Linked DNA regions of Homo sapiens: region 1 is linked to region 2. Evidence: chromatin loops called from intact Hi-C (ENCODE). Cell type or tissue: CD4-positive, alpha-beta T cell. All regions are shown on one strand.

Region 1 (5,000 bases), 470 kb after region 2:
GCAGGCCACGCTGCAGTGCTGGGCTGGGCAATAAGCACCTGTTCTCCAGGCATGGAGAGCCACTGAAGGAGTAAACCTGATCAAAGCAGCACAGAGAAGAACAGAAGACCCCAGGGGTAAAGGGGTGAAGGCGTGAAGGACACTGTGCAGACTCAAGGCCACTCTGGGTCTCTGGTCTGCAAGGCCACCTCTGCTGGGCCATCTAAATGTCTACAGTGCAGAGGCTACCTGTCTCTGGAGGCAAGAAGGTGGCCAGGCTGAGGTCCCCAGGTGTCCCTCTAAGTGTGGTCTGCTCAAGCTGTTTCTCTGCAGTGGCTGGAGGCCATCCCACGGAGGAGTCCCAAGACCACCAGCTGCCTTCAGCACCCACCCTTCGCTCCTGGGACAGCCTGGGGATATGGAATCACAACCTGACACCCAGGAGGTTGAGGTTACAGGATGAAGGCAGCCCGACAGCACCAGTGATTAGGGAGGTTGAGGAACCTCCTCTCTACAGGATGGGGAACGAGTCTGATGTGAAGATAGAAAGCAGATGCACTGACTGCCTTCAGCTCAAAGCCCTGGGTCTGCTCCCCGCCCTCTGACCCCTAGACATACTGCCCACCCCCTCCAAGGACCAAGGGCTTGGGATCTCCTCCCCAGTAGCAGGTGAGCTGGTCATGTCTCAGGGTCACTTCAAGAACTCAGGAGGCCAGGCCCCAGGAAGAAGGGATTGGGAGAGAGGGAAAAAGAACATTTCCTTCAGGTATTGACCTGCTCCCAAGGCCCAGGAATTCCCAATGTCAGCCACAGAGATTTCTTCTGAGGAAAAAGGAGCTGGGAATCTCCAGCCCCCAAAGATGATCCCAAGGGGAATGAGACTTGGGCAACCTCAGTGTCACCTAAAATCCTGCCTCTGCCCTATTCCAGGACTGTGTTCTGCCCACTGTCCTCCCTACCAGGTGAGCACAGTGGGCAGCAGAGGTTAGAATAGAAAACCTGCTCACCCCTGTCCTGGAGAACTCTCTCCTGGGGTCCCTGCTCCATCCCTCAGCCTTACTTCTTGTCCCTTGGGCTTTCTCCATCTACTCTTCCCATACTCCTTTCCCAAGATCTAGGTGACGCCATTCTACAGGCTGACACCAGAGGGCACAGAGTGCCCACATCTCGAGGCTCCAGGAATACTCAGCTTTGCTCACACATACCCCAGGCCCAGCCACCACCACCACCCTCCTGCTCCAGACTCCCAGCGGGCCTGACTGGCTGGCGGCAGCTCCAGAGGAGCTGGCCAATTCCCATCATACAGCCCAGGTCACCCCCCACTCCTCTGGAGATAAGGAAGGAGAGGCTGCTGCTTCCAGAGGGATCTCTATACTGAAATTCCTGAAGGTCCTACCTTAAGACACTAAGCCAAGCTAAGTGTAACACAAAACACACTCCCCGATCTGATGGCTGTCTGAGACCAGGTTTCCAAGCCCTCCCCCACTCCGTGGAGCCTCCAGCCCCTCAGGAGCAGTCTGAAAATGCCCGGTCTGGACCACCGCATCCCCAGTGCTCACCCGCTCATCCCCTCGTGTGGACTCATTGTCCAGCAGGGGCTCCCCGGGAGCCTGGATTGTCACCGACTTGTCCCCTCGGCCCCCATCTCGACTCTTAGAGCGGTGTCGGTCCCGGCGGTCCCTGCGGCAGGAAGCCAGAAAAGGCACAGAAAGTCCAGTGGTGGACCAGGGTCTTCTCAGCAGCCACTCTACCCTACCACCCCTGCACGTGCCCACCTCTTAACAGCCCCCAACCCTCCCTCCGCCACGCATGTCACCCTGCATGCCTGCCCACCTGTGCTTGCGGGAGCTGCGGGAGTGGCCCGACTTGTAGGAATAGCCCGAGTACTGGGACTCGGTGTCCATGGCGTCTGAACGCCGCGCCTTGTAGCGCTCCAGGGCCGCAGGCTGGGGCCTCTTGGGGGGCCCCACAGCCACCTCCTTCAGCACCGGCTTCTTTAGGCCAAGAGGCACCTTCAGGAAGTCAACTGTCACCCTGAGGGACTCTATTTTGCTGGACGGGTGGGCTTGTCTCAGAGAAAATCCAGCGACGCTCCTGGTGAGAGGAAGAAGCTAGTTAGAGGCGGCTCGAGCTCCCTGTGGGGTCAGGGCAGAGGAAGACCATCTGCACACAACAGCCACAGGAGGCTCAAATGAGCCCAGCCATAGCCTGAGAATATCTCCACCCAGGTTCCTGCTGTCCACTGGGCCCAGTTCCTCCTACCCTTCTCTAGAAAGAGCCCTGCCAGGCTGTGCCAAGGACTCAGGCATGGGGGAAGATGGCCAGCAAAGGCTCCCAGGGCAGGAAGGCTCACCCAGAATGACCCAACCCCAAGCCCTCTGGAAGGGAGGAGCAGGGCATTGCTTCCCTATTCTCAGCCAGGGAAACCGAGGCATGAAGAGGGCAGGTTCTGGCCAGGCCAACAGGCTGAATCAGTGGACACCTCAGAGAGCAGAAAGGAGCGGGCTTCTGTCCAGGGGCTACCCCAGGCCTCTTCTCCCCATGCTACACCTCCTCCCCTCACTCATACTTTCTGAGTGTGCCCACAGTGGGCTGCTTCCCTTGATACCATCTCCCCAGCATTTACTTCAAACACACCCAGTGTTACCGGTAAGATCAGGCTGGCAGCTTCCTTGAGGTTGCCACACATATGCACAGCCCCAGGTGAGGGTGAGGGGTGGAAACTATGGATAATATGGTAGGGGATGGGAGGAGAAGACAAGTTTCTACTTGCCTGAAGTTCTGAAACAGGCAAGGCACAAGTTTATCTGCCTATTTATAGGCTTATCTTCAACCATACTTCACCTTCTGATTCTGCAGAGGAGAATGACCTCTCCTCTCTCTAACCCCCACCCAAATCCTGCTCATTCTTCAGAGCCCGGCCCCACCCCCTCATAGGAGCCCCCACCTACTCTAGACCCAATGTTATCTTCCCTGCTGACCCTGACTCCCCTAACAGCCATCACCATCCACCGAGCGCTTACTTCCTATCTTCAGTCATTGACGCATCAAATCTTGTTTGAGCACCTTCTATGAACCATGTATTCTGCTAGGTATAAAGTGGTATAACAGACCCTGAGTTTACAGTCTAGCAGGGAAGGGGCACACCAAACAAGTAAGCAGATAAGTATAAACGACCGATTGCAGGCATGATGGAAGGGCAGAACAGCAAACTATGAGAGACACCCATGGAGTAAGGGCTACCACTTTAAACTTAGCGGTTCTAGAAAGTCTGAGAAAAGGACACCTCAGCAGAGGCCTGAAGAAGAAATAGGAATTAACCAAGCAAAGAGTGCAGGAAAATGCCCATGGAGCAGAGGAATCACATGTGTGAAGGCCAAAGGCAGGAAAGAGCTTGTTGTATTTAAAGAACCAACAAAGGCCAGTGGAGCTAGAGTTGAGGAAGAGAGTGGGTGGTAGAAGGTGGCACTGCAGAGACAGCCAGGCACCAGGTGAAGAGCTTGAGCTTTATTTTATTCTAAGGCCACAGGAAAACTTTGAAGGATTTTAGCTATGCAGATATGGATTGAAAAGAGGGAAAAATAGAAACAGGGAGATCAATAAGGAGGCGACTGCAGTAGTACAGGCTTGCTAAGGGTAGAGCCACAGAAGAGTGAGTAACAGTCATGTTTGAGACTTAATGTTGGTGGTCAAATCAACAGGACCTAATGAGCGGGAAGGGAGAGTTAAGAATCCCCGGCCTGAGCAAGGGAGCAGATGGTAGCACCATCAGTAGGGTAGGGAAGACTGGGGAGGAAGCAGCCTTGTGAGGGAAGATAATTAGTTCAGCTTCTAGCCTGCTAAGTTAGTGGCCATGAGACAGTAGGCAGCCAGGTGTCAGACGAGCCAGACTTGGAGGACAGTCTGAGCTGGAGGTACTGAGTGTGTGAAAAGCTATGGGGATAGATAGAACTCAGATCCAGCTGAGTTCAAAACCTAACTCTTCCATGGACATAAAGGACCCCAATAGGTAGACATGTCCAGAGGAAAAGGAGCAGGCAAAGGGGATGAGAAGGCCAGAGGAGGAGGGGAGCCAGAAGAGTGGGGTCTCAAGGCAGCCAGAAATTTAACAGTGTTTTGAGGTGGGAATTAAGTCAACCAGGTCAAATGCTGCTGAGAGGCTGATTATGTTAAAAACTAAAATGGGGCCGGGTAATCCCAGCCTGTAATCCCAGCACTTTAGGAGGCCAAGGCGGGTGGATCACGAGGTCAGGAGTTCAAGACCAGCCTGGCCAAGATGATGAAACCCCGTCTCTACTAAAAAGCATGGTGGCAGGTGCCTGTAATCCCAGCTACTTAGGAGGCTGAGGCAGAGAACTGCTTGAACCTGGGAGGTGGAGGTTGCAGTGAGCCGAGATCATGCCACTACACTCCAGCCTGGGCGACAGAACGAGACTCCGTCTCAAAAAAAAAAAAAACCTAAAATGGATTTGCTTTGTATCATTACCTTTACTCCAACTACTCTAAACCATCAGTAATTTGAGAATAAGCAATATGATTGATACATATTTATATCCATCTCGCCTCCCATGGGCACAGAGCAAGGAACTGATACCAACCTAGTAAATGAACATAGTCATGCCTCGCTTAACCACAGGGATACTTTCTGAGAAATGTGTCATTAGGCAGCTGCATCCTGGGAACATCATAGAATGTACCTACACAAACCTTGACGGTATAGCCTACTACACACATAGGCCTTATGGTATAGCCTATTGCTCCCAGGCTACAAACCTGTACAGCATGTTACTGTACTGAACACTGTAGCCAACTGTAACACAATGGTAAGTACTTGTGTACCTAAACATAGAAAAAGTACAGTAAAAATACAATAGTATAATTTTATGGGACCACCATCATATATGTGGTCCATCGTTGACCAAAACATCCATGACTGTATGCCTCTCTGGCTCTCAGGGAAACTATAATGACTGTAGGGAGATGAAAGCATGTGAAATCTATTCATTCATCTTCTTAACAGA
Region 2 (5,000 bases):
CTGTATTCCCAGGTGCTTGGGAGGCTGAGGTGGGAGGATCACCTGAGCCTGGAAGGTTGAGGCTGCAGTAAGCTGAGATTGTGTCACTGCACTCCATCCAGCCTGGGCAACAGAGTGAGACCCTGTCTCAACATAAATAAATAAATAAAATAAAATAAAGAGAAGCTGCTGTCAAGCAAGCCTGGATCTTGCCCTCTCTCTCGATTTTCTATTTCATGAGGTAATAGATTTACTTTTTAGAAAAGCCACTTTGAGATGGGGTTTCTATTAGTTACAGCTACAAGGAACCAGACTGAACTAAATAAATGTCCAGGGCAGTGGGGTTTGGAGGAAGTTGTGTGGGGAACAGATTCAAGAGGAAGTAGGGGTAGAATCAATGGGACGCAATCACTGATTGGATGATGATGGTTAGAAGGGGTAATGTCCTTAAAATGGATGTACTGTTTTCCCAGTCTATTAGATGGCATCATGTACCATTAAGGATGAGATGCATAATGATATTAAAGATGTCAAAATACAAAAAAAGTGTCTTAGAATCAACTAAAGAAAGTAGTATAAGTGTATATTTTCTTTTTTTATTTTTGCAAATATGTTACTGTTTTATTAAGCCATAAAGTTTTCAGGTGGTTAGTTACACACAGTAATGAACAACTGAGGGGATGTTTAATTTTTTTCTCTAGATCTTGGGCCCTTGGTGTTAACTTTATATACATGTATTTACTATTGTGAACTGTAAACTTAGAGACCTCTATTTTTTTTTTTTTTTTTTGAGATGGAATTTCACTCTTGTTGCCCAGGCTGGAGTGCAATGGTGCGATCTCAGCTCACTGCAACCTCTGCCTCCCGGGTTCAAGCAATTCTCCTGCCTCAGCCTCCCGAGTAGCTTGGATTACAGGCGCCTGACACCGTGCCCAGCTAATTTTATATTTTTAGTAGAGACACGGTTTCACCGTGTTGATCAGGCTGGTCTTGAACTCCTGACCTCAAGTGATTGGCCACCCTCGTCCCCTCAAAGTGCTGGGATTACAGGTGTAAGCCGCAGCGCCTGGCTGAGACCTCTATTTCTAAGAGGTTGTTGTTTGTAAATATGAAAGCTGGGTATGTTCATTTTGTTACCTATACTGATGAGTTAATTTAGTTTCTAATACATTTAATTTTATTTAATTAATTATTTTCCAGATACACAGAGCAAATAGCTTCTAATAGATTTTAAATTTACAAAAGTATAACTTTTTTTTGCAGTTTTTCTTCTTGGGTGCTATTTTATTTTCTTCTATCAATATGTGAGTATTTTTTGCAAATCAGTACTTTGAACCAACAAATAGGAAATATTAGCTTAACAAAAAAGATATTCACAATCTTTGTAAGAAAAGGTTGCAGTATTATTAATGCTATAATGACATTATGTATTAAATGTATGATATCACTGGGGAAGAACTGAGTAATTCTATTACAGCTGCAGGGTAGCATTTGAGAACTTCATGACATAGGAGCAGGAATAAGACAGGAGGTTCGAAGCAGCAGAGAGGTTTCGTATTGATTCAGTTTCAAATGAATCCTGTAGTAAATTTTCCCTCGTTTGTGGCAAAATGACAAAATTAAAGACAAAGTAGTGAGTCTTTGTGTGAAACTAAATTATTCAAACTAAAGATTTATATATTTTTTAAAACTTTTCTATTCGTATTTTTTTGTGTGTTTTGTATCTCTTTCCCCTCCATTCCTTTTTACCAATTTATTCAGAAATGATCACTTTCCCATTTTGTTAAAATTTCCTTTTTCTATTTCTATGAATTGATAATTATGGCCAATGATTAATTTCATTTATTTATTTATTTTGAGATACCTAAGCTGAAGTACAGTGGCACGGTCATATTTCACTGAATCCTCTATCTCTGGGACTTAAGTTACCCTTTTGCCTTGCCTCAGCCCCACCTGAAACTATAGGCAAGTACCACCATGCCATGCTAATTTTTTTACTTTTATTTTTAGTAGAGAAGAGGTTGCCCTATGTTGCCCAGGCTGGTCTCAAACTCCTGAGTTCAAGTGATCCTTCTGCCTTGGCCTCCCAAAGTATTGGGATTTGAGCCAATGTGCCAAGCCAACAGATGCTTAATTTAGAGAAAGTTTTTATTTTGCAAGAAAGAAAGGCACAAAAACCCAAAACCAACACCAACTCTTGTTAATCTCTTCGTCTACTTCCTACTTGACACAGGTCCATGAAACCCCCAGATCCAGGAACAACGCTAGCAGGTGATTCTTAGGATTGGTTTTTTCTTTAGAACCTGTTAATTCCACTGTATAAATAACCTCCCCGAGATAACCAGAAGCCTCCCCTGCACTGGGCATTGTGCCAGGGGAGGGTGAGGCTGGAAACCTTGGTTGGCCCCACTGGGCTTCCTCCATAAAGCTTTCTGCACCTCATTCCACATCAGGAGCGTTTTTGGAGAAAGCTGCACTCTGTTGAGCTCCAGGGCGCAGTGGAGGGAGGGAGTGAAGGAGCTCTCTGTACCCAAGGAAAGTGCAGCTGAGACTCAGACAAGGTCTGTGAGTTGGGGGAATCCTGTTTTCAGCTTAGGTCTGCTTTTGGTCTCAGAGATGTGTGAAGTTTAAACAAAAGGCAAGGGGTTTTGGAGTCTTTGTAAGACTGGACAGGGGTGGGGCAGGGATGTAGAGAAAAATGATGGCCAAGATGGTGACCTTCATCTTGCTTTCTTTAGATTACAATGAACCAACTCAGCTTCCTGCTGTTTCTCATAGCGACCACCAGAGGATGGAGTACAGGTGAGTCACGCTGCTAGGGACAGCAGTTCCTTCAGCTGGATGACTTCCGGGATCCTGGTCTCTCCCAGGACACAGAGCATGTCCTTGAGATGCACAGCGGCTGGCTTGCATGTAGACTGAGTGCCGATTTCTGGTCTCTGGCGGAATCTGGCCTGTGGCAGTGAAGGTATTGCTTGAGGCATGTCCTGGGTCCAGGCTCTGTGCTTTTGTGTGGCCCTGAGGGGGCTGTGGCAAGAACTGTGTCACCTTCCAGCCACTGCCCACTCCTGTGGCCTTGGCTGTGGGATTTCCATGGGAACTACATGGTCTGCTTTGTGCCTGGAGAATGTTCTCTCCACAGTTTTCCTCTCTACAACAAGAATAACAATGACATTTTAAAATTTATATTTTTCTTCACGTCTAAAAATTTTTTTTTTAAAGAAAAGGCTGTTTCGAAATATCTTCTTACTTCATCTTTGCAAAAGCACTGTTTATTAACTGTGTTTTAGGTATGAGGAAACTGAGGTCAGTCACCTCTGACCTCACAGCTTTCCCCTAGACTGTTCGAATAGTTTGCAGACTTTTTGGAGTAGAGATTAGTCTCACCACTCCCTACTTCACACCCCATGTTTCAGCCATATTAAGCAGCTTGTAGTTCTACAGCTGGACTACGCTGTATTTTTTTTTTTTTCTCTAGGCCTTTGGATATGCTGTTTTCCCTGCCTTGGATTGGCTTCCTACTGATAAATCATGTTTATTCTCTCAGAATAAGCTAAGATGTCACCTGGACTGGAAGGTCTTCTGTGACTAAGACATGAGACAACCCGTCTTGCCTTCTTCTCCCAGGCAACTGCCCCGCTTACTGTCTGGCGTTTCCATTCTCCACTGTTACCTCAGAGTCTTTCTTTTGTTCTCTTGAGTTTGCCTTTCTTCTACCATTTATTCTTGTCAATACAATTTTCTGTTGACTTGTTAGCAATTCCCTCTAGAGGCAAGCTCTTGCTGGGGAACTTTAATGTCTTTGATTACTCAGTGCTTAGGGCAGGACCCAGCACAAGGACAGGTCTTGTGGCGGGAGGCAGACTTTAAGCCTGTGCTGGCTGTCAGGTCGGATGGGCTGAGTGGATATGATGCCGATGGGCTGAGTGGATGTGACACTGATGGGCTGAGTGGATATGACACTGGCTGTCTCAGGCCTTACCACCCGGGCAGCGAGGTTCTGCTACAGTGGTGGAATGAGCGTGGGACTAGTGATAGGAGAGGGTAGGTTTTGTGTCAAACCGGGAATGAGAATAAACCCTGTGTATTCCCTAGATGAGGCTAATACTTACTTCAAGGAATGGACCTGTTCTTCGTCTCCATCTCTGCCCAGAAGCTGCAAGGAAATCAAAGACGAATGTCCTAGTGCATTTGGTGAGTGATGAAACATTCAAACAGAGCTCAGTCAGGGTATCAGGATTGTGTCTTCTGGGAGTCTTTTTGTCTTTTAGTTAAAAAATTATGGTAAAGTATATGTATATTATAATTTACATAAGATTTGCCATTTTAAGCAACATTAAGTGTGCAATTCAGTGGCATTAATTACCTTCAAGGTTGTGCAACCATCACAGCTATCCATATGCAGAACTTTTTCAGTGCCCCAAACAGAAACTCTGTACTTAATAACATGGAGGGGCCGGGTGCGGTGGCTCAGGCCTGTAATCCCAGCACTTTAGGAGGCTGAGAGGGGTGGATCAGTTGAGGCCAGGAGTTTGAAACCAGCTTGGCTAACATGGTGGGGCCCTGTCTCTACTAAAATACAAAAATCAATTGGGTGTGGAGTACATGTTTGTAATTCCAGCTACTTGGGAGGCTGAGGTGGGAGGATCGCTTGAACTCAGGAGGCAGAGGTTGCAGTGGGCCAAGATAGTGCCACTTCACTCCAGCCTGGGCAACAGAGTGAGACTCCATCTCAAAAACAAAAACAAAAACAAAACAAAACAAAAAATAACATGGAGTTATTAAGCAATAACTCTCTTCCCTCAGTCTCTGGTAGCTGCATTTTACTTTCTATCTCCATGAATTTGCCTAGTGTAGTTACCTCATGTAATTGGAGTCATATGGTATTTGTCCTTTGGTGTCTGGCTTATTTCACTTAGCACAGTGTTTTGAGGGTTTGTCCATGCTGTAGCATGGATATTTCATTCCCTTTTATCCACTGCAGATACATATATGCACACACACCATGTTTTGTTTATTCA

Evidence for each region. A loop is a pair of places that touch in the nucleus more often than their neighbours do. Peaks named below come from ENCODE experiments on the same cell type or tissue, not always from the same donor. Only the 100,000 strongest peaks of a DNase experiment are listed, where the experiment ranks them.
Region 1: it touches region 2 in a loop (2.0-fold over the local background); 1 of 110 quality-filtered maps calls a loop at or near these places.

What each region holds. Positions count from the first base shown.
Region 1 is chr1:160,412,721-160,417,720 of GRCh38, reverse strand. It overlaps VANGL2 (VANGL planar cell polarity protein 2), which reads right to left. Exons shown (of 8, transcript NM_020335.3): 2 at 1,813-2,073; 3 at 1,539-1,659. The coding sequence starts at 1,883. Among named protein-coding and RNA genes, the nearest start is that of VANGL2, 15 kb to the right of the region's middle. In CD4-positive, alpha-beta T cell, no CTCF peak of the experiment used is centred here; no DNase peak of the experiment used is centred here; H3K27me3 peaks cover 302 bases.
Region 2 is chr1:160,882,601-160,887,600 of GRCh38, reverse strand. It overlaps ITLN1 (intelectin 1), which reads left to right and starts at 2,421. Exons shown (of 8, transcript NM_017625.3): 1 at 2,421-2,540; 2 at 2,718-2,781; 3 at 4,075-4,173. The coding sequence starts at 2,724. In CD4-positive, alpha-beta T cell, CTCF peaks have their summits at 2,596 and 2,796 (motif pointing right); a DNase peak (open chromatin) is centred at 2,790.